Regions from separate parts of the Homo sapiens genome. Here region 2 is linked to region 1. Evidence: chromatin loops called from intact Hi-C (ENCODE). Cell type or tissue: Caco-2. All regions are shown on one strand. Each heading gives the region's core, and the rest is flanking DNA. Links, peaks and the distances in the headings are about the cores only. Region 1 overlaps VSNL1 (visinin like 1). Region 2 holds the start of LOC124908054 (a long non-coding RNA gene).

The links. A loop is a pair of places that touch in the nucleus more often than their neighbours do. Peaks named below come from ENCODE experiments on the same cell type or tissue, not always from the same donor. Only the 100,000 strongest peaks of a DNase experiment are listed, where the experiment ranks them.
Region 2: it touches region 1 in a loop (2.0-fold over the local background); 3 of 110 quality-filtered maps call a loop at or near these places.

Annotation. Positions count from the first base shown.
Region 1 is chr2:17,588,014-17,599,797 of GRCh38, reverse strand. It overlaps VSNL1 (visinin like 1), which reads right to left. Exons shown (of 4, transcript NM_003385.5): 2 at 7,562-7,728. The coding sequence starts at 7,723. Among named protein-coding and RNA genes, the nearest start is that of VSNL1, 53 kb to the right of the region's middle. RefSeq lists an enhancer at 9,004-9,941. In Caco-2, for the core only: no CTCF peak of the experiment used is centred there; a DNase peak (open chromatin) is centred at 5,717.
Region 2 is chr2:17,639,505-17,651,288 of GRCh38, reverse strand. VSNL1 (visinin like 1) reads right to left here. Exons shown (of 4, transcript NM_003385.5): 3 at 1,664-1,879. LOC124908054 (a long non-coding RNA gene) reads left to right here and starts at 1,819. Exons shown (of 2, transcript XR_007088658.1): 1 at 1,819-8,200. RefSeq lists an enhancer at 6,305-7,092. In Caco-2, for the core only: a CTCF peak has its summit at 5,033 (motif pointing left); a DNase peak (open chromatin) is centred at 5,031.

The sequences.
Region 1 (11,784 bases), core at 2,009-10,008:
ACTCACCACTTTGTAACCTCAGCCAAGTCTCCTGACTTCCCAACCTCTATGGCTTAAAGTGAAGGAAATGCTATCTCTAAGATCGATTTCATAGGCCTTGGTGAAATCAAGTAAGCCACTGGTCAGACTGACAGGGGTTAGAATAATTGGAAAGGAAGGGAATAAAGAAGACAAGAGAGAGAGAACAAGAGAGAAAAGAGGGAGTGAGAAACAAGGGAGAGACCTATGGCAGAAGCCCCAGAAGTATTCAAGCTTTTTCTTCCACAGATTGTTTTCAGGTTGTTGATCTCAGCAAGGCTGCCAAGACGTTTTTGATTATTTTTGATTTTTGAATTTTTGTTTCAACCTAACATACTTGACCCAGTGGGCCTCCAGCCAACACAATAGGAACAGGGGCTCAAAAACACAATAATCATTTTTAAATTCAAATTTTTATTGTCTTAGTCAATGAGATTTTTTAGTTTCTAGACAGACTGATGGGTCCTCATGTTCAAATTCACCTTCTTTTGTGGATTAGCTTGAATGTCACCTTCCTAACCAGCCCTCTCTGACCCTCCAGGCCCTTCCTTGTCTTTCCTGTTCCTGATCACAATCAACCCAGTGTGATAGCTGTTCATATATGTATTTTTTTACCCTATCTTCACTATAGGTTTCTGGATGGCACCAGACCATAGTCACCTAGGCAGGGATTTGTGGTGTTTTCCTCTGCAGACCCAGGGCCTACACAGCCCCTGGCACATAGAAGTGCTCAGGAGGACTGCAAAGCAGGGGCTGCGTTTTATCCCACTGGAGACTCCCTCTGCATTAGCGTGGAGCTATAGACAAAATAAAGCTTGATTGGTGGGCCATAAATGAATCAGTCAAACATCATCTACATAGTAAAAACCAATTTAACAAAACAAAGCCTGGAAGCTTTTATTTGTATTCTTATGCCAGTGAAGTTTGTTTGAAAGTATAACTTAGAAGGGGATTTTGCTGCATTTGTCTTAGTGCCAATTAAGACTCAATAACCACTGTTATGGAACCTAGAATGTTACGTCTGCCAATGGTTAGAAACACTTTTAGTGACTCTTATCCTTTCTTGGGACTACAGAATCCTCAATGAATCTGATTAAAGCTACCCCAAGAGAGTTTATATATAAAATTTTACTTGCGACTTCAGTGTGGGCAGAACTCCTGAAGCCTATTTAAACATACTTCCAGGTTAAGACCTAGATTAGTGTTTTTCAAAATGTCACTTATAGATTTTGTCCTTTAGAACCACCTGGCAGGTCTTACTAAGAATACAGATATTGGGTCTCTAATTCCAGTGAACTAGCAACCTGAGGAAGGGGCCTAGCAATCTGCCAACTGAGCAGTCAACCCAAGTGATTCTGAGATGCGTTACAGTTTGAAAGCCACCTACATAGACCAATGTTTTCATTTGCACAGATGCTGAACTTAGAACCAGAAAAACAAAGGCACTTGTTCAAATCCCACAGCAAACAGTGCAGACCTTGATTATATATTTTATTTCATATTCTATAAGACAGAGGTTATGCACCTAAAATCCTATAATTATTATATGTTTGTGTACAACTTTAGGAAGAATGCCTTTTATTCCACGTAGTAGGTTTTTAAGCCCAGGGGCACAATTTAGAAGTAGAATTCTAAAACCACACAGAGAATTACAGAATGTTTTCATAATATCTATTAACTAGAAAAATATTTCTTATTCTATTAAAAGATTTTTACCATCAAATATTTAGGTGCTGGTCCTATAATAACATTTATTCTTATTTTGTTTTAGTACATATTCCTGGGTAGTTGTATCAACAAAATTTTGGTGAGTAAATTTGTATTTTCAATGCCTTAGGCCTGGAAAATTTCTCATTGAAGGGAATTCCACCAGTATATTTTGTTGTAAAAATAAAGATGGTTTGGTGAAGTGAAAAGCATTACTCAAAAATAAGATGATACACCAATTCCTCCAGGCTCTGAGCTTGCTCAGGGCAATTGAAGGCAATGCCCAATAAACTGTCTGTCCCACAGAAAGCACAGAGAAAATGGGTCTCAAGTGAATGAATGAACCAATGGATAAGCCTGCTCTTAGCTAGAAAAGCTGGAAGCATGTTTTCTAATGAGCAAAATACAGAAACTCCTCAGGAAATGACCACCTAGAGGGACAGGGAATGACTTGGTAGGAACTCTTGTTATATGCAAATATATTTTATTAAAATTCAAACTGTTAAATCAATGATGATCAAATTGGACTCTAGGGCTCTCTCACCTGTCTCAGGTGCACCTGTCAGTGGCCTAAGACTTTTCTAAGAAGAAAATTTGGAGCAATGGCACAAGCTGAGGCTCAGGAGAGGTGGGCCAGAGCCCAATAGAACAACCCTTGGGTACTCAGTGGCCTCTGAGGACCTCTCCCCTCATCTGCAAAATAATAAGCAGTAGAATTGAGGAAGGAAGTCTCCTTTCTGGAGGAGGGGCATGAGGGTCAGGACATTGAGAGATTGGTAGGAAATGGTAAAGAAGGCCTTAAGTGCCATCTTCATCCTATCTGGCAGCGGGAGCTGGGGAAGGGTTTGTGCTTAGGGGACACAGAGTTCGGTGTCTAAGAATCCAGGATGGGAATAGGGATGACACTGCCTCATAGTATGTCCTGCCATGACCACTGCCCCCAAACCCACAAGAATACACGGTAGACATCACTATTTGACTAGGGCACATTTTCCTGTTGAAATTTCATAGAGTCTCTCACCCTCCTCTGTGCACCATTTGGTGCTGCCATCGTACGTGGCCTGTGAAATGAAACTTATTTTCATCCTGGCTGTGTAAGTGTAAATGAGAGGATCGTCAATCAGGACAGCAAACACAACTTTTGATATGTCATAAATAGTTTTCATTTCCCTTCTTTCCTTTAAGACTCCGCTATGTGAGGTGATAAAACGGGTCTTATTATTTCCACCTTATAGACAGGGAAACAAATTCAAACTGGCAGAGATTTGGTAAATGTAACACAGCTAGGAATGACTCTCACATCTGTCAGATTCCAAATCCCATTTTTTTTAAACAACTCTGTGACTGCCTTTTCAACTGAACCTAAACCAACCCAAATGTTTCCTGATGAAAATAATCTTGAAAGTCAAACTCTAAACATAAATTAAAATCCACTTAGGGCTCTTTGCAGGATTCCTCTAGGTTTGTTTCTTGATTTCTTTGGCTTTGATGTCACAGTGGCTAAGCAAAATAGCAATGGCACCAACTCTCCAAGGTAGAGGACCCTGGGATGGAGACACTTCTTCCCTACACACTTGCTTGCTCTTCCCCTGGGTTGATTTTCTCATTAAACCGTGGCCAATTCTGTGAAAATACAGTTAAAATTGCAAACTGCCCATCTTAATTTGTGATGGATTGGCAATCAAAATGATTGTTGAAAATAGGAAATTCCCTTGGGGGGTGATCAGGTACTTGGTTCTTGGTGACAAAATTCAAACGCTTTCTTCCCAACCTATCAGCAGCAGTGCTGTGGTGGGGATGATGAAACATCTGCTATGACTTCTGTGGCCAGACACACAGAAATCCCTACGTGTCCAGGGAGTTCCAGACATCTGGGACAGAAGGCATCTTTCTATCAGATGTAGAGGGCACAGAGAACGCATGTGACAACAGAGAAGGAATAAGAATTATATTCATTTGCTCAGGCTGCCATAACAAAGCACCACAGACTGGGGGGCTTAAATCAAGATATTTATTTTCTCACAGTTCTGGAAGCTGGAAGTCCAAGAGAATGTGTTGACAACCCAAGTAGTGCCCATCAAAGGGAAAGTGGAAAATAAACAGTGGTATATTTGAACAATATAACGTTATACAGCAGTCAAAATACTTGAACTGTAGCAACAATAAGACATTAAAAAAGCAAGTCTCAAAAGATTCTAAAGTAAATACAAATTTTAAAGAATGCACTTTATAGGATTACCAATAAATGTAGCTTCTCTCCCTGGCTGGTAGATGACAGCCATCTTCTCCCTGTGCCTTCCCGTGGCCTTTCCTATGTATGTCTCTGTGTCCAAATTTCCTCTCCTAAAGACACGTCACACTGGATTAGGGCCCACTCTCATGACCTCATTTAACTTTATTACCTCTGTAAAGGATCTGTCTGCAAATACAGTCCCATTCTGAGGTACTGGGTGTTAGGACTTCAACATATGAATTTGGGGGAATATTATTCAGCTGATAACAGGCAGCAAGCTTGAAAAGGGAAAGAGCTATCTGCTAGGGGACAATTTTGTTTTCTAAAAGGTTAATAGAAAAGTCTTCCTCTCATCACTGCATTAATTAACTTCTTGTTTTAATATTCCATTTTGAAATCAACCTCTCTGCTTTCTACTCTTGCCCTACCACCAAACATTTCTGTCATTACACATTACATTGTGGTGAATCACATCTTCCCAACTTGCCTGTGAAATTCGGGAGGGCAGGCAGGACTGTCCCATAGTCACTTTTATATGCCTCCATCACAAGGCTGCCTAAGAAGGAGATGTACAGCCAGCACTTATTACATTCAGGCAAGAAATGCTTACCCACACTTGCTCCGTGGCAGGCCCTGTGCTAGCCGCTGGGTCTTAACATTGATTGAAATGAGGTGACTGTGTCTTCATGACTAAAGAGTGAAGCCTGCATCTAGCTGGGAGGGACCATGTTCAGATCTGTGTTTTACAAATCTCACTCCAGCAGCTGTATGGTGGATGGGCTGGAGGGTGTTAATGAGGAGCTGCCCTGGGAGTTTGGCTGAGAGGCAGAGCTATGTGCTGCAGTGGGAGTCAGCATTCCTGTCTTTGAAGTCTGTTCCACATTCAGTTTGTGTTGCTGGGCAAATTGCCTCATTTCTCTAAACCTCAGTTTTAAATGCTTTTAAAAATATATCTGCTGAAGGAGTTCCTTCACATTTGGAATGCAAGGGCTTTTAAAGTTGGGAGACTGTGGCCCCTGGCCTTGCAGCGGAGCCACTCCCATTATCCTGCTCCTCCTTAAACACTCATCAGAACTTGTTTTTTAGCAACCGAGTTGACTTCCTCCTGGAAAGGGAAACGGGTCTGGTAGCAAGAGGGGATGTGCCAGGTTGACTGCACACACAGGAGGGCAGAGGCTGCAGTCAGCTTTGCTCCCTCAGTTGCATCCCAAGATGCCTCAATCTCTGCACCAAAGATAGAAGGAATCACTGAATGTGCCCATTCACCAGGATAATGACCGTGTCTTGCTGAATATTTGCATTTTTTTCCAGAAACATTAAAAGAAGCTTTTTCTCATCAGCCCATCTTCTGGGCCTATTACATAATCCACATCTTTTTCCAGGCTTCTCCTTTCCAGCTTATCAGATCCGCCTTTCTTTTTTCTGTGTACGTGGCATATTTCTGCTGCGGTTTTTTTCTGTCCTTGGACAACTCTAGAAGGAGAAAAAGACTGCCTGCTTTCTATTTGATATAAGAGTACAGGCAGAGTTGGAATAAGAGTTTGCCAAAAATATAGACCTAAGTTCAGAAAGTCATATATTCCCCTCCTGGAATAAAAAACCCACTCTAGGAGTGAGATGGGGAGGTGGGAGATGATTTTGGTGCATATATATCAGTTGTACCATAAAACGCCAAGGCATGCTTAATGTTTACATGACCCCTCACCTTGAGGCTGGTGCTTTTTCAGTGCTACATACTTCCAGTGTGTAAATAAAATACCTCATTTCCTGCATTTCAACTATTTCTTCAAAGGCAATACCCCTCTCATTTTAAACAAATAGTGAGGAACGTGGCACACGGTGCTCTCTTAATCATAGGGTGACAGCTTGCATGGCCTTTAGTGATATGAAAGTGACTTTGAAAAACCTTGTTTGTCTGTACTTTCTTTGTGGTTGAGAATAGAGAGAGTTCCAAGGCATGGACTAGCCCCTAGGTGATAAAATAGAAGACATGACATTGAAAACTAGGGAGAGTAGTATGGTTATCTAGGAAATACATACTATCCCACTTCTCTGCAAAAGCAATAGACATCAATTGAGTAATAGATGCACTTTCTCAGCACTTCTATAGAAAAGATCTTGGCATGCTAATAATTGATTACCCAGATCTTCTTAGAAATGTCACAGTGATCGTATAAAATGCACACTACTTATTCTGTTGATTAGTGAGCTTTTAATGATGCAATAAACACTTGCAACAGTTATGACTTTGAACACAATATATATCTAACCACATGGCCATACCCCCAATTTCATCCCTTGGTCTTCCCCACTTGAAGTAACTTTTCGTTTGAATCTTGGGTTCATCACTTCCCTGCTTTTCTTTTTATATGATTTTATTGCATTTATTGGTAATCCTATAAAACACATTTTTAAAAATTTCTATTTCCTTTAGAATCTTTTGAGACTTGCTTTTTTAATATCTTAGTGTTGTTACAGTTCAAGTATTTTGACTGCTATATAATGTTATATTGTTCAAATATACCACTGTTTATTTTCCACTTTCCCTTTGATGGGCACTTGGGTTGTTTCCCAGTTTTACCATTGTGAATAGTGCAGCTATGAGTATTCTTACACATGCCCCTTCTTGTACAGTACAAGAATGGAATTGCTGGATCATAGGTTATAGAAAATGTTCAGCTTCAGCACATAATGATAATGCTTAATATTTTATTCAATCATTTCACATACACATATATACATCTGGGTGATTCAATATTGCTCAAATCAACATTTGCTAATTAAATGATATAAAGCAATATTTTTCTATTTGGTATTTTAATCAGAAAAAGTTTTAAAAATGTATTTCTTTCACTTGTGTAACATTACATAAGTATACACGAAGTGGAATGTCTTAGATCAGCCCAATCTAGAACCAATACAACTTGTAGACTCAGACAAGCCAAAACAATACCACTGCAGTAGAAATTGTACCTTTTATGGGACTGTTCTGTGTAATGTTCAGGGAAAGTTTAGCTTCTGAGTAGTGTACAGTGTTGAGTTATTGTCTATGTTGTAGACATTGCTGACCAGAGATACGCTACACTCCCCCACCCCTTTTCTAAATGTTCTGTTGTGGGAATCTGGGTTCTTATCTGGATACAGGAGTATCTTTTCTGGTAAAAAAAAAAAAAAAAAAAAAAAAAAAAAAAAAAAAAAAGAGAGAGAGAGAGAAAAAGCCCTCTTGTGTACTTTTTCTTTAACTGGGAGAAGTACATATACCTTTAACAGGCCAAATAATGCTGTAATTAGCAAACTGTCAATAATTATCAGCAAACACTCTTCTCTGAGCTTTTTATGGTTCTTTCACCAGATGCTGTCATTCCTTGAGCTCTATTCAGTGCTTTGATTTAACAATTACTCTTTTTGTTCAGAAATTGCTTATTTTGGGAACAACATATATACATTTGCATTTTTAAATGTTAATTTTTCTTTCTGGATGGAAAACAGCCAGAGTTGAAACAAACTAGCTACTTAGAGTTATAATTCCATGTGAGGGTACAATTTCATGAAGGCCATAGTTTCTGGCCTAAGGAATAAAAACAAGGTTGAAAAACAACTTACCTTCACATAGAGCTGCTGAAATTCCTCGAGATTTAGCCTCCCACTTGGACAGTCCTTGAGAAATCCTTTGTACCACTGCTTGAGTTCATGCTCATTAAACTCTGTGCTCTTCACCAGGTCCTCCATCACTTCAGGGGCCAGTTTGCTATTCTGCTTCCCCATCCTGCCTGAAGAAAAGCAAATTAATTCAATTAGCGCTGTGGCTGTGATCATTTCAAACTTGGTTAGGAGCCAAGCTAGAGTTCTGAGCAGTCCCATGGTCGGAACTCCCTCCAGTGTGGCTGATGCATATCTTCCCAAGTCTGCCTCCTTCTACTTGGTATTCTAGAAAAATATATGAGTGAAATAGACTCTTCTGACAGTTCCAAGGGCTGTAGCATTCACTCTTTACCTCATTGTGTCATCTTTCATATGGTGTTGACTCCCAAATGGAAGGCAACCATCCCTTTTTATGCTATTCATAGTAAGCATATAGAAGTTGTTTTTCTTTTCCTTCTACAAATTACACTTTATTAACACTTGCCTCCCAGGTGTTTAACTCTACATTTAGTTTAATGGGATACTCAGTGGGATTACTGACAAGAACAATGAGAAGACTTTATAACTAAATGATCAGTAAGTGGCTTGGAATATCCAATCAGCAATATTAAGGAGTCTCAGTTGGTCTGGTTCAAGTTGGAGCTTTTTTCCCCAATAAAAACAGCTATTTCTATTAGTCACACTAATTCTCTATTTCTCCTCTCATAATTAGAAAGTTCGTACAACATTGTCTTCAGAGTTGACAAAATCTTAATGGTTTTCTTCTAGGGATTGGTTGGGGAGTTTTTGTTGATATTATTCCAGACTGCTATTATTTCTGATTTTGAGTTAAAGTAATAGTGCATAAGATAATGTTACCTATATCCATTAAGCACCAGGTTGTGTGGCCAACATCACAGCAGGGAGTAGGGAGACAGAGCAGGCTTGAGATAATTCCTGATTTTTCTTCCTGATTTGGCCAATTACTACATGTGTTACTTAGGGCAACGTTAATTAACTGCATTATCTTCAACTTATTCATTAATAAAGCAGACATAATAATGAAGCTCTTTCAGATTCATTGTGATGGCTGATTAACAAGTAAGTAGGTAAACAAAGGCCAAAAAAAATTCCAAAATTAAAATAACTGCAGGAAAATTAAAGATAATTTTAAAATTTTCCCTTTAAAGTTGCTTTATAATAAATAATAATAAGACTATTGCTAATAATAATAATAAAAGAATTAACACATAAATTAACCCCAGATTGATTTAAAAAGTCAAGTTAAACTTGAAAATTGGAAAATTTCCAGAATCTGGAAAGTGCCAGATGATCTTTCAAATTCAGTTAAAAGATACTGAGTTAGGGTTGAAGAATTAACCAAGTGAACCTAGTCCTTCACTGTGCTTGAGACAAACTCTCTTTCAAGCTGCAGGCATGTCTACACTTGCAATAGCCTGGAAGGGGTAATCTCATCACATACTTTATTGTCATGATTTTTTAACTTCTCCTAAAACAGATTCCACACCCATTGTCAGTAACCTGCCCCAACATTGGCCAATTCTTTCACTGTAATGAAACTAAGCCACTCTTGCTACTTCCAGGGAAATTTCCACTCAGCACAATCTCGGCAGCACAAAATGCAGTCAGATGATACCATTAAGATGGCCATTTACCCTCCAAACTCGTCAGCATGAGAAAAGGGCCCAGTATCAGCAACTCTTCCCTTTGTCATGGGGCTTCTCTACTTATTTTTGCTCTGAATTCAAGTTCCAAATCTCTTATAAGCAACTGTCTATTAATTATAAGTTACTGTGGAATTCCACAGCTGGGTGTGGAAATCAAGTGGGTACTCAGGTGTCAGGTTTAATTAATGTGAGTAAGAAAACTCTAATTCATGGTTATCCTGAAAATCAAAAGATGTATTATTGTGAAACCTTTCAGTACTTTACTTTGGTTTTTTGGTAGAGAATTACAAACCTTCATTCTTAAACTAGAATCTCACCTAAGAAAAATAGCTATTTAATATTGAGTGCTGGCGATGGAGAAGGCACTTAATGGAACACCTCACAAATTTCATCTCCTGCTCAGCAATCACCGAGCAATCAGGATTAGGGGAGCTCCCTGGGGCTCAGAACGCTTATGGTAACTTGTATAAGAGCATACAATTAATGCATGGCGGAGCTAGAATTTGAACCTGGATCTATAGGACTCCAATGTCCAATCATAGACTGGTGGATGAAAGACATTTCAGGAGAAGGAACAGGAAGAGCGAAAGCAGGGAGGCTTCAGAGAACTGAATCAGTGCCTAGAGGGGATGAAAAAGGATCACTTTGCCAGCCTGGCTGCCTTGTTTGGAAAAGACTTAAATTTACCAAACCACAAGCTCAGAAGTGACTTTGTATTAAAAACCACCTCCCCCAAGTGCCTTTAGAAGTTCAACAACGTATCAGCTTCTTTGTTAGGCAAGGAAGCTTGGCTTCTCCATGGGTCACTTGTGATGTCTTAAACTGTTCCAGTTGACTTTGGAGAGGGTGGTCTCTTACACACACAGGAAATATTGTCAGGACTGTGAATCACAGTTTGGAGACTCAAGTGCATAACTTCATGCTTCTTGTATGGGTCTGCACCATCACTCAGGTGTGTTGGGCAATGGTTGAATCACACAGAAAGTCAGGTTCTGGCCTGGCTCAGAATGGCATTGCCACTGCCCTCATAGGCCTCATCAGATCTTGCCTTGATTAAAGATTGGCCTCCCCACTGGGCTACCTGACTCCAACCACTCTCCTTCTGCACAGCTGCCTGAGTGAATTTCCAGAATACAAACCTCATTGATCTACTCTCTAAAAGCCTCTGTACTTCTCCTTAGTCTCCATGATGCAACCTCATCTCCTTAGCGTGGCTCAGGTCCTGCCTACTTATATCCTCGTTTTCTGCCAATCTGTCTTTTCTCATGTGTCAGTGATTATAAACTATTATAGATTCCAGGATTGCATGCTTCCACACTTCCATGGCTCTGCATATGCTGTTCTCTTCTCCTAGAATGACTTCCCCCCATTTTCTGCTCAACAGACTTCTTCCCCTTCTTTAAATAGTCTCAATTTACACACCACCTCCTCCATGAAACCTTCGTGGACTCTCCATGGCAAACTTAGGCACCCATTCTCTTAGGTATCTCCCTTTCCTTGTAAAAGCTTCCATGATCATTATGTATTTCTCTACTGGATTGTTATTATGGTTTCTTGAGAGAGAGGACTATTATTTATTTATTTTTGCCTCTTGGTAACTCCTATTAGGTGCTCAAATAATATTTCTTGAGGACATGAATAAATAAGGGGTCTGAGATATTTGGTATTTTTTTTCTGAGAAAATGTCTCATAATCTATATATAAGGAGAGTCAATGCATTCACAAGTATAAATATAAAATGCAGTTGGCAGATGGGAGAAATATTTCATTTAACTGCATGGAAAATATTCAGCCCTCCTGGAGATTGTCTTCATCATTAAAATTGAATACCTTGCAGGTGGGACCCATGTCTTTTATCTCAGTATCTTCAGTAACTGACATAAAGGTGGTGTTTAGTAATGTGTGATAAATGAATGAAAGTGTAGTTAGATTAATACTCTCCACCTATAGTCCTTTTGCTCTGGGCTGCAGTGATATGGGCCAAGCAGTATCTTTCATTATGGGACCAGCATAACAGAAAGAGTACAAACAGTACATTTTATCACATTCCCAATAAAGAGATTCCGCTACACCATATGAGGGGGAAGCAGGCTGGCTCTGTCTCTAACTTACTCTGTGATCTTGGCCAAGATCCTTTCCTTCCTAGTTACTCCATTTCCCCATTTAAAAAATGAGGAGTTGGACCAGATGATCTTTAAGGCCTTTCCAACTCTACCATTCACTGATTTCCCACATAGGTTTTGTAAATATGAAAATATGAGTCAGACCTCCTATTGGCTTGTCTCAACACATGCAGGCTCTGTGGATTCTTGACCTGAGAACCCATCAGCATTTAAGTGTTTATTACCGAAGAAGGGAGGGGACAGAAACCGGAGTGTATTACTTTTAAGCTGGGATTTCAAGCTATAATATTAAAGCCAGCCCATCCCCAAACCAAAAGAATTTCTCACTGCTTGTGTTGTCATACAGAGAAGTTCAGTGCTAGGCACAAAACAGGACTGGTGGAAGGGCTTTGAT
Region 2 (11,784 bases), core at 1,629-9,628, 52 kb before region 1:
ATTGCCCCAAGATTCCCTCACTGCAAGCAGTAATAAAGTCAACTTGTGTAAGTGTGGGTATGTCCTTGGGGACTTTGGCTGAAGGGCATTGACAAGGATTAGAGAGAAAAGTTTTGGAGAGGAAGGGTTTTGGTGGCCAATGAGGGGAAATGACAAGAAGTCAAAGAGGAGAAAAAACTTGGAAAAACCTACTCTGTAGGGAGCTTATAGAGAGACCTTGGAGGGAGCCAAGTTAAGTGTGGAAGATGGACAAAAGATTAAAGAGTGAGAAAGATGAGAAAATCAAGCCACATGTTCAGAATTATTGTGCTGTATCTTTTCTGATAACCTGCTGGAAAAAATATATATTCAATTGAATGAAGGGAACACAAGTAAAGAACTAAGATGTTAGTTTGCTGGGTATATTTGAAAGGGAGTGGGCATTGAAGATAGAAGGGGAGAAGCCAACGGAGAAGAAGAGACTGAAGATGTGGAATGAGAGGGTGTGCAAGTGAACGAGGCCAGCTTCCCAGGCAGGGAGTTGATGGGTGACTTCTCTCTGAGGCTGGGAGGAGAGTGAGAGTCCTGAGGGGAACTTGGGGCTTTGGCTTCTGTTTCTTGCAATCATCCCATTTTCTTGTGGGGATCCACCCTGCCTGATCTCAGCTCTTGGTGTCTGGATGGGGCATCCCCCCAGCTCCAGGATGGAGCACCTGGCTCTACCTTCAGCAAGTGATACCTTTCTCTCCTTGGTCAGAGTGGCTGGTGCAGGGGTGGGAACCCATGCTAAGACAGTCAATCAAAGGAAAGCTACCGAACCATGCATCTGCTATTGCATGCCTGCCAGGCTCCAGGCTGGGTCTGGGTTCTGGGCATGCAGCCGTGAGGGCAGAGCCTCCTCAGAGAGCTTGCATTCTGCCATATATTCCACTCAACAAGTTAATCTGGGGCAGGGACAGATGTTGGGACAAAACCCCTCTTGGTAAGGGTTAGATTGCTTTGGTGTGAGGGTGGAGTGGGCATATTTGGGAAGGTATGCAGGAAGGAAGACCTCTCTGGGAGATGGGATAAGACCAGAGATGGGAGCAAAGTGAGGGAGGAGCCCCCAGAGGCCAGGGGAGGGCATGCTGGGCAGAGAGAGAGGAAGTGGAAGGCCCTGAAGTGGAACCGGGCATTAGAAGAAAACCAAGAAGACCTTCACATTGGGAATGCAGTACGCAGTGGGTGGCGTGGCAGAGGAATCCTGGGTTACTCACAAACACAATGGGCAAAGCCTGCTTGCTGTGGAATGACCAGAACCTGGAAGGATGTCCCGGGAGCCCCTGACAGCCTCGGGTCCCCACTAGGCGCAGCTGGAGTGAGGCAGAGCAGAGATACACCAAGTGCCAGAGAAACAGCCCATGACATCCTGTGTGCACAGTAAGACAGGTTCGTGGGAGATCCAGTAGTGAGTGAATGGCAGATGACAATGCCACCGTCACGACAGTACGGGCCCCATGGCTTGGTTCTGGGACCTCCCCAGCACTGTGCTGCAGCGGGGACAGAAGCAGGAGAAGTCCAGGCGTGGTGTGCAGCTGGCAGGGCTCGAGCAGAGAGAGAAGAAGCCACTAAGGCCTGCACCTAGGAGGCTGCCGTGGGGTCTCCTTCTGTGCCCACCACCCGCCAACCACACCCCGGGCCTCACCTCGATGATCTCCAGCATCTCCACTCGGGTGATCTTGCCATCACCATCCAGGTCATACATATTGAAGGCCCAGTTCAGCTTCTGCTCAAAGCTGCCCCTGGAGGTGATGGACAGAGCGCAGATGAACTCTCGGAAGTCAATGGTGCCGTCCCCATTCTTGTCGAAGGTTCGGAAGGCATGCTGGGCAAACTTGGAGGCGTCTCCATAAGGAAAGAACTGCAAAGGAGAACACGCGCAGTCAGGTGTCGGGAGGGGATGGAATCGGGGCGACGAGGTAGGTTCCTAATGACGGCATCACAGGTGCTCCTGGGCGTTGTCGGAGCCTCACCCATTGGAGAGCAGTTTGGCCTGACTGTCAAGGGCAAGGGCAGGCATTAGGGGAGGCTTTCTCACAGCAGGTGCTCAGGTACAGGCATCTCATTGTTTCCTGTGGGTGAGGCTGGTGACATGTGGCTTTCAGTTGATGGGGCTTGGAATCGGTCAACAAGCACCACCTGATGCTAGTGTTGCAGCATCTCAGCTCACTCCCCCCAGGAACAGGACTGAGGCAGACAGCAGTTTCTCTCCCCACACAGGTGGTGCTACACGAACTTCAATGTTCCTCTAGATATGAGAATCTGGCTTCATCGCTGCCCAGTAGGGCCAGAGGGAGGGTGCCCAGACCTGGTTTCTCCTGCCACCAGCCCTCGTCCTGGGCCCACACTTATCCCCTCCCTGGGTGAGGTTCCAGTTTCTAACTTCTTTTTGCAGGGACTTTTCTTTTGCAGAACAGACATTTAAAACTCATTAAAAATAGAACATGACTGGGCTTATTTTTGAGAGACATAAAGAGGTTTCTTCACAGAGCCAACTGTCACCAGGGGTGTGTGGGAGGCAGAGAATGGACACAAGGAGGAAAGGGAAGCATAGACCACAAGGAGGGAAGGCCATGGGGAATCAGTAGGTGGTGGCCTCAGTCCCCTTGGACATAAGCCTAGGCCAGTCACAAACAGCAGGTAGTTCTGATAATTAACAAGGAAGAACTGCAAAGCCCCAAATACAACCAAAAACAAACCATGTGCTATTTTAAAGCAGAGAAGTTACGTATGTATTTCTGGATGAATAAATCTGGGTTCTGGGCTCTATAGGCAAGCACTACAAGGTCTATAGAAGATTACTGAGGTTGCTCATTGATATCCCTTTTCCTTCGTAAGTTTTGCACCTGCTAAGTGGACCAGGTGAGCAGCCTTCATACAGATGGCCTCTTTGCCCACTCTGGGCTATCTACCTCGAGGAGCCCTCGGTCCGTCTTTCTCACTGTGCATCCTGACCTGGGTCCTGCAGAGCTCTGCTGCCCACTCCTCCTGCACCTAGAAGCACATTGGAAGGTAGAAAATTTCCCTCCAGACATAAGATATGCTTTAACACAGAAGGATTCTATACATGGGGCCCAGGGAACAGCCAAGCATTCCAGGAGAAGGAAAGTACCCATTACTTATATTTTGGTAGTACCCATTGCTAGGCACAATGATCTGTTCCAGAGACTATTCCTATATAACAAATCACCCCAAAAGCTAGTGGCTTAAAATGACAACAATCATTTTATTATCTCACGAAATAAACATTTGAGACCCATTTCTTTTTTTCATCAAACATATCTTTTCCTGGTTACAAAGGACAATGTTCTCTTATGTTCCCTCATTCCCTAAACATATCTTTCACTTCTCTTATCCTTCATTTTTCATTATTCGTCAGAATTCACTGCGTTCTTATTCATGTCGGGCCTCGTCTTGGGTGCTATGGACTCAGAGAGCAATACCTCGAGGTCTCTGTGTTCCGAGACTGCACAGTTAATGGGGGGACTTTACTCAAAATTGACTTGGTCATGTTACTTGATAAGAACTAGAACAGAGGAGAGGGCAAAGTATTACTAAAGCTCAGTAAATGAGCTGTTAGTTTCAAGGAGGGAGTTGTAGAGGGAAGGACTTTCCTTCTTCTTTGAACAGCTCAGCATGACCCCAGCCCCTCACCCCCCAATGCTACTTAGGTGCTTGGTACCTGAGGACAGGCTGCCAGGCGCTGAGTTTTGAACTAAACAATGTTGAATCTGAAAACTTCTAAATAGGCAAGTTTGCTCCTCCTGTGCCTTATGCATGAGTGGTCCTGGTCCCTTTCTAGAGGGTACTTTGGCTGATGTGTTCATCTGCCTTGTGATTAGGGGCCTGGGTGGGGCTGGCACCTGTGAACTGACTTGGAGTGGAGCAGAGCGAGCCCCTGGACAGGTTCCCAAGTCCCCTTAGTGCTGTTTACCCGCCAGCATTTCTATGTGCAGTTGGCATGAGACCAGTGGGCACGAAACCTCCATTCGTGTAGGTTTCTGGCACTGTAATGCTTTAACTATCTTATGTCTCACAGCCTACTTTTAGGTTAAGGGATAGTTGACAGTTTTATCTAAAAATAACTGGGCACCTTGGGTCAGTATATTAAAAATTAATTTAGGTCTAAAAAACCTTGAGAGAAAAATCAATTGTAAATTTTGAGCTATAAAAGTTACATGTGTCTTGCAGAAGGTCTATATACTGACTTTTACAACCAACATGTTTACTTTAGAACTGAGTGTGTGCTCAAGAGCCTTCAAATTTCTGGAGGGGTTGTTTCCTTTAGGAAATTTATCCTATCATGTTCTGAGTGCTTTGAGTTTTTCTAACTAGGGACATGCTCCTTATTTTGACAAAATAATTCAACTCTAGATGGATCATCACAGAGAAATGAAGCTGCATTCCCTTCAATTTCTTAGGAAGAATTCAGGGTCTTGAACTCAGATTTACTTCTCCTGGAGGACAACAGGGCCTGAAAAGCACAGTATTTTTCTTTTTTTGCGTACTCTTGTTCAATTTCTTTTTAACTCAATGTATTTTGTTTCAATTCTTGTATTAAATTTTGACATGGAAGTAATATTCGATGGCAGTAATAATCTATAAATAATATGACAGATACAAAGAACTTTGAGGTTGAAAAATTAAAAATGTATATACACACTCATATGTATATGTATATGTGTGTGTGTATGTGTATTAGTGTTCTCTCACTTAATTTTCATAACAAAATCTGACATTGTACTTTCCATTTTGTGGATGAGGAAGTGGAAGCCTAGAAAGGTCAAAGGCATTTGCCTAAGATTCCTGGCTGTCTGCAGCAGAGGCTGGATTTGAATGCAAATCTGTCTGACCGTTTCTGCCACACCTTGAGATTTATCTTAATCAAGTGTTAGCCGAGGAAATAAACTTAACTCCACATTTGATGAAGCAACCAAATGTGTTGCATTATGTAATTCTTAGCATCCATTGCCTCTGAAGCTTGAAATTCTCTGCTCTGAGTATTTTCGCCACCTTCTGGCAGCACATATGTACTGCAAGGAAATTACTGAGATTCTAACTGAGTTATTTTCTGACTCATTCTTTAACTCAACATTGAGAGCAGCTGCTATGTGTCAAGGACAGTGTTAGGTGCTGGCAATAAAATAGAAGAAAGACATAGAGCATTAAGGAGTGGGGGAAAATAGGCATTAATCAAACCACCATATAAAGAAGTATAAAATTTTACTGTGATAAATTACAAGTGTATGGAGCTGCAAACAAAAGTAATGGACATGATATTGTCAGTTTGAAGCTTTAAAATATTCGCATGTGGTCCTTTCCCCCCATCCTAATATACAGGCTGCTGACAATTCATTGTTCTTCATCATAGCCTAGAGTTTCAGAGTCTGAGACTTCTTGGGATTACACAGACCTTGACTGCTCCCGGTTGTACTCCATACCCTGTCCCTGAACCGAACAACCTGCAGAAGAAAACCCCAGGAAACACTTGAGGTCTTTTCTTTCCCCAGGCAGACAACAGGAGTCTTTGCATGGTTTAACCAGCTTCCTCCTGGCCAGGGCAGGAGCTTTTTCTACAGACAGTGGGCCCCACTCTGCATTTCTTTCTTTTCAGTAATCTATCTAGTTGTGAATATCAAAATGTTTGTTTCCTCTAAGAGGTGGTGCATGAGAACCAGACACATTAGCCTCTGGGCCTCCAGGGCCCCACCCAGCGTGGGCACAGAAAGGCTGAGTGATGATCTACAAACACTGTGCCTCTCTCCAGTGACACATTTCCTCTGCACCCCTATCCCAGCCCTCCCCAGCACCATTGCTGCCTGGATAGCTTATCCTTCCAGAGAAAATATTGCAGCATTTCCCACATGAATCTCTCCCCTCCAAAGATCCCTGGTTCACTGCCTCAATGTGATGGAGGAGGCAGCTCCCCAAGAAGTTCTCCAGCCCAACCTTTGGGTGGGGGTGGGGTGGGCACAAGCAAGGCCTTGGCCAGGACTCACCCCTGCCCATGCAACAGCTGATGTGCTGTGTCAGGAGGGGTGGCAGCAAGGCTACTTCGGAGGATGCCTCTCTCCAGGGCTCTGCCCAAGGCCCAGCTCCTGGCTAACACTGGGCAGCCCTCAGACCTCAGAATAGATTTCTGCCCATTAGTCTGCTGGAAATAGAGCTCTTGATAGGAAATAGGGCTTCAAAAAACCAGAAGAGTATTCTTGGACTGCTCCGCTGCTCACAGTCTTGGAGAGGTCTGCCATCCAATCCCGCAGAAGACATAGTTGCTTTTAAAACACCCTCACTTGGGTCAGTTTTGTTTCTTTTGTTCTCAAATTTCAAAGGCCTATTTTGCCTGGCCTATGAATATACAAATACAATCACCCTGAAATACAGTTGCTCAACCTCCAAGGTTATCTCCCCTTACCCTGCTGGAATTAGCTAGTGGCTTCTAGCCTGTTCTGGATGACCTGGTCTTGTACCTACCTCTTCAGGCCCTGCTACTGAGACAGTAGTTATTGTTTCATGAGTGTGTCTCGTGGAACAAGGCTCTAAGCAGGTCCTTCTCACAGGCCACCCCAGCTGATTCTTTCAGCAAGGGTAGGACTTGCAGGAGGGTCATTTTTCTGGGGTAAGTAACTGGCATGAGGTCACATCACTAAGGGGTGCAGGAGGATCAAACTCAGTGCCATCTGAGTCAAAGCCTTGGCTCTTCCCAGCACCAACTGCAGTCTCCTTCTCCTCCCACACCAGCCCTGCAGACAGACCCTCGGCCTGTCTCTTCCGGGGTCTTGACCTTCCTTGGCTACACTGTATCTCAGAGGCTCCCTAAGGGGCCCCTCGTGCACTGTCAGGCTGCTCTTTGCTTTAGGCCTACTGGGCTTGTCTACCTTCTGTGGGAACCACCAAGGACAGGAGCTGTTCAGATGAGCTCACCTCTAACTCCTTGTCCTGGGGGCTGAGGCCTTCACGTGGGGTGGTCGGGCCTTTCCAGCAGACCTCCTGCCGATGGGCAGAAGGTTAGTGTTGGGGTCTCATGTGCCCTTAGATGCTGACCATATGCCTTTGAGAGGTCATTTGATATTTGGTTTTGGCTTTCAGCTCTTCACATCCATGAGGCCTCCCCCAGGAATAGGACCCCATTGTAGTGGTACATTCATTGCTTCCTAACTTTCCCTACACTGAGGCCCTTCCATCCATCGTCACCACAGCTCCAGGGGAAATTTGCACACCCATGTTTGGTCAAGTTTCCTTCCCACACCCGACAATAGCATCTAATTGTTCTCAGAAGAAGGAACGAGACTGTTTCCAGGCCTCAGAGACCTTTCTGTGTCTGGTCCCCACCTCTGTGTCCAGCTTCTGGTCCCCCGGCTCCCTTGTCCCGGGGCCGCTTTCACTCCCTGGGGCCTTGCTGGCTCTCCCTCCCCTGCCACAGTCATGGGACCATTGCCGTGCTGCTGCTGTGGTCTGAAAGTTCCTTTGCTGACCTTGGCCCAGTGAACCCCTGTTCCTTCTTTAAACCTTGATTTGGTCTGGGTCAGACCCCTGTTACACACATGCATGTCACTGTAGGGAACATTTGTTACAATTGTGAAGAAATGTTCACAGGATTGTGGATTCGTGCCCTTTTTCCCTAGTAGACTGTAAGCTAAACGGGGCCGAGAATGACCTGGTTTTGCCATTGCTGTAATCTCTGGTGCCTGGTACAGGGCCAGGCACACAGTAGGTGCTCAGTAAATGTCTGCTAAATGAACAAGTGACTCAGCAAACAGATCGTTTCGAGGCCTTGAGAGACAGGGCAAATCTACCCACTGACCAGTAGAAGGGTTGAAATGTGCTCTGGAAGCTGCCTGAAGCCGGCTGTGCTGCAGAAGGCTCACCACTTGGCCTGCAAGCCCATTCGCATTACTACTTAAGCAGATGACTCATGAGGAGATGAATCAGCCCAGAGCAGCACTTGCACTTTAGTCACATGGATGGGAAGACGAGAGACATTTTCCCTTAATTAGAAATGGTGAGTCCAAAAACTGTTTTCTGCCAAAGTTTTCATTCAACAGATACTCACAGAAGCCCAACTGGTGCTGGGCTCCATGCTGAGCTTTGTGAGGGCAGGAGGGAGAGTGAGGAGAGGCAACCACGCATAAGAAGATAGAAGGTCTGGTCTCTGCCCTCAAGCAGATGTGATAAGCCAAAGGTAGGTGCAGCCTGACACATGAGCTCCTTCCACATGTAGGCTCTCCAGAAGGAGGTTAAGGACACCCTCGCCCACCCCCACCCTCAAAGGGTTCTCACAGATCCTAAGGTTGCTTCTCAGAGCTGCCCCATCCCTTGTCCTCTGGGTGACAACTTCCATTTTCTATCATCACTGCTTCTTCAACATTACAGTCTTTATTACAAAAGGTAGCCATTATTAGCCTGTGATTCTCGTATAATTACATCTATTTGAGAATAAAATTACTCTTGAACTAAATTTCTAGAGAAGGGGCTTTCGCCTCCCGGGACAAGATAAGCAATTTTCACTTATGTCTTAGGCCAGATCTCTCTGTTTACACAGACTGCCCCAGAAAGGTCATGAACTCCCAGAGAAGTTCTGCTTTTTTATAAAAAATGAGAATGAGGCAGTAGAAATCCAACCTCCTTACCTTCCAGATCTCCTTCACATTAGAATGCTCACCGGCTGGGCGCAGTGGCTCATGCCTGTAATCCCAGCACTTTGGGAGGCTGAGGCGGGCAGATCACAAGGTCAAGAGATCGAGACCATCCTGGCTAACACGGTGAAACCCTGTCTCTACTAAATATACAAAAAATTAGCTGGGCATGGTGGCGGGTACCTGTAGTCCCAGCTACTCTGGAGGCTGAGGCAGGAGGATGGTGTGAAGCTGGGAGGCGGAGCTTGCAGTGAGCCAAGATAGCGCCACTGCACTCCAGCCTGGGCAACAGAGCTAGACTCTGTCTCAAAAAAAAAAAAAAAAAGGAATGCTCACCATGGGAAAAGCCAGAATCATCTCTATGTTAAGGATGAAATTATATTTTGTTCTTCATTGTATCCTTACTGCTCTCGAATAAGGCTCTGGTATGCTGTAGGTGCTTTATAAGTGCTACTATATTCGGATGGGTAAAGGAAGCAATTTACTGCAGAGGAAAAGATGCTGGTTGAGTGACAGAGTATCTGGGTGTGACTAAGGTCACGTCATCTTGTCTCTTGGGACTTTCGTTTCCCTGGATATAAAATGACGGATAAATCAGATAAGCTTCAACATTTCATTTAGCTATAATATTTTATTTAGTTTTTCTGATTCTGGAAGTAAAATTTTTAAAAAAGAAGGGATGTTACTTTCATGACTTTGGATTTGTCATTGACCAAAGCACCTACCATTCCCTTTGTATCTAATGTCCTAATTACAGGATCAAACTTCGAAGGGTGAATCTCTCTCTTCTCTTTCTCCCTTTCTCATATTTCTATCTCTATCCCTATGTCTATGCATAAGTCTATGTCTATACAACTACATCTAGATCATATCTGTTTCTCTATTTCCATCTCTGTACCTATAAGTAAGTTTAAGTATCTATCTCTGGTCTCTCTATCCCTATTTCTATCTCCATTGGAAATGTCACAGACCCTGAAGGGTACTTACTGATTACTCAGACTTTAAAATCAAATGAAGTCTCTTTTTATTTCTGTCTAATACACCATTTGCACTATAAATCGGGTCAATGGCATTTTGATTTTGGGTAGGGGATTATTCTAGTACTTCTCTTCCTGGTAAATATTGAACCACCAACCTATTACTCTTTGTTATGAAACTAGGATGTCAATAACAAATTACACTTTGGAAATTGTGGTGAGTTTCCATTTAGAGCCAGTCTGCTAGACTGGAAAGATTGTTTTTATTAATTTTAAATGGCACTGAATTTGAAACTAGGCAAGTGGTGAGGATCTTTGAAGGTGCTTGGTAGTAGCTTGGTTGCTGTGGGGAAAGCTAGAATGAGACCACTCCCTTCGTACTGTCTTCACTCGCTCCAACTGAAGTGGGTAGAACAGCAGATTTCACAACTGGTTCTAAAACTTATTTGATCTCCCTACCTCCTCCAGAATAAAGTGGTCTATCCAAGATCGATTCTCATTTCACCCTGCACCCAACTCATTTCACAGCGTCATGGTGACAATGATGAGAACACTGAGCCTGGCTGCATCTCAATTAGAACCCTACTGGAATGCCATTGGCCACCAGGTCTGGAATCGTGGGGAGAGAGCTATTATAGCACAGCTGGTGACAGCAATGGCAGCCAGAGCCAGGCATGTTCTATCTGCAGAAGTTGAACACATTTGATACAAAATTACAGCTAGATAGGAGGAATAAGTTCTAGTGTTCTATGGCACTGGAGGGTGAGTATTGTTAACCATAATTTATTGTATATTTCAAATAGCTAAAAGAGAGGATTTTGAATGTTCCCAACACAGGGATAAATGAGGAAATGAATATGCTAATTACCCTGATTTGATCATTACACATTATTTACAGGTATCAAAATATCATCTGTATCCCACAAATACGTACAATTGTTATGTGTCAATAAAAATAAAAGAAAAAAAAAGAAGTGGAACACATTTGTCAGAAATGAACAAGTTCAGGATCATTGCCTAAGAAGGTGGGGCTTCTGTTTTCTGGAGGAGAGGAAGCTTCCTACCAACTCTAACATGTTCTCCTAAATGTATTCCTGTCCTGCGTTACTGCAATATCTTTAACTTCTCCCCAAATTATATGAGCCCCACATGATCCCATCTCTGCCACCACAGTTATAGGATAAGATCTGGTTGCAGACTAAGAAACAAACAAAGGAAATGCATCATGTAGAGAAGTAAGGATGCTATGCTGTGGTGGAGAGTGTGAGCTTTGGGGTTGGATGGGTCTGGGATTGAATATCAGTTCTGCAGTTCACTACATGTGGGACCTGGTCTCGGGCAAAGGATTTTTAATCTTTTCAAAGCTTTAGTTTCTTTTCTTTTCTTTCTTTTTTTTTTTTTTTTTGAAACAGAGTCTCGCTCTGTTGCCCAGGCCAGAGTGCAATGGCACGATCTTGGCTCACTGTAACTTCCTCTGCCTCCCAGGTTCAAGCGATTCTCCTCCCTCAGCCTCCTGAGTAGCTGGGATTACAGGCATGTGCCACTGCGCCCAGCTAATTTTTGTATTTTTAGTAGAGACCGGGTTTCACCGTGTTTACCAGGCTGGTCTCAAACTCCTGACCTCAAGTGATCTTCCCGCCTTGGCCTCCCAAAAGTGCTGGGATTACAGGTGCAAGCCAACACACCCAGCCTTAGTTTCTTCATACAAAAAATGGGACAGGATAGAGGAGAATTGGCTGCTGGGCTGGGACCTTTGGGATTTAATGGGGAGGACATTGGAACAGAGTCAGAATGCCCGGTATTGGGTTCCAGTTCTTCCACTATTGAACAGTAGTGTGCCTAGGGGCATTGGGCTTCCCTTCTTTGGATGACCCTGGTAGCAAAGCTGTGAGGATTAGGATGATGTGTGTAAAGCACACACATGATGTGCACACAGTGTTGGGCTCATAATAGGTATTCAGCCGATGAAAGATGCTATTATTATTGTTGTTATTATTTTAGTTTCAGCAAGGCTGTGTTCTGTGTATGAGCCAATAATACGAAAACTAAGGAACATTTAAAGAGTACATATATTCTTTAAAGGAAATGACCAGAAGAGGAAATGATCTTCTTTCATTCTTTTATAGAAAACAATATATTGAGTGATCAGTCAA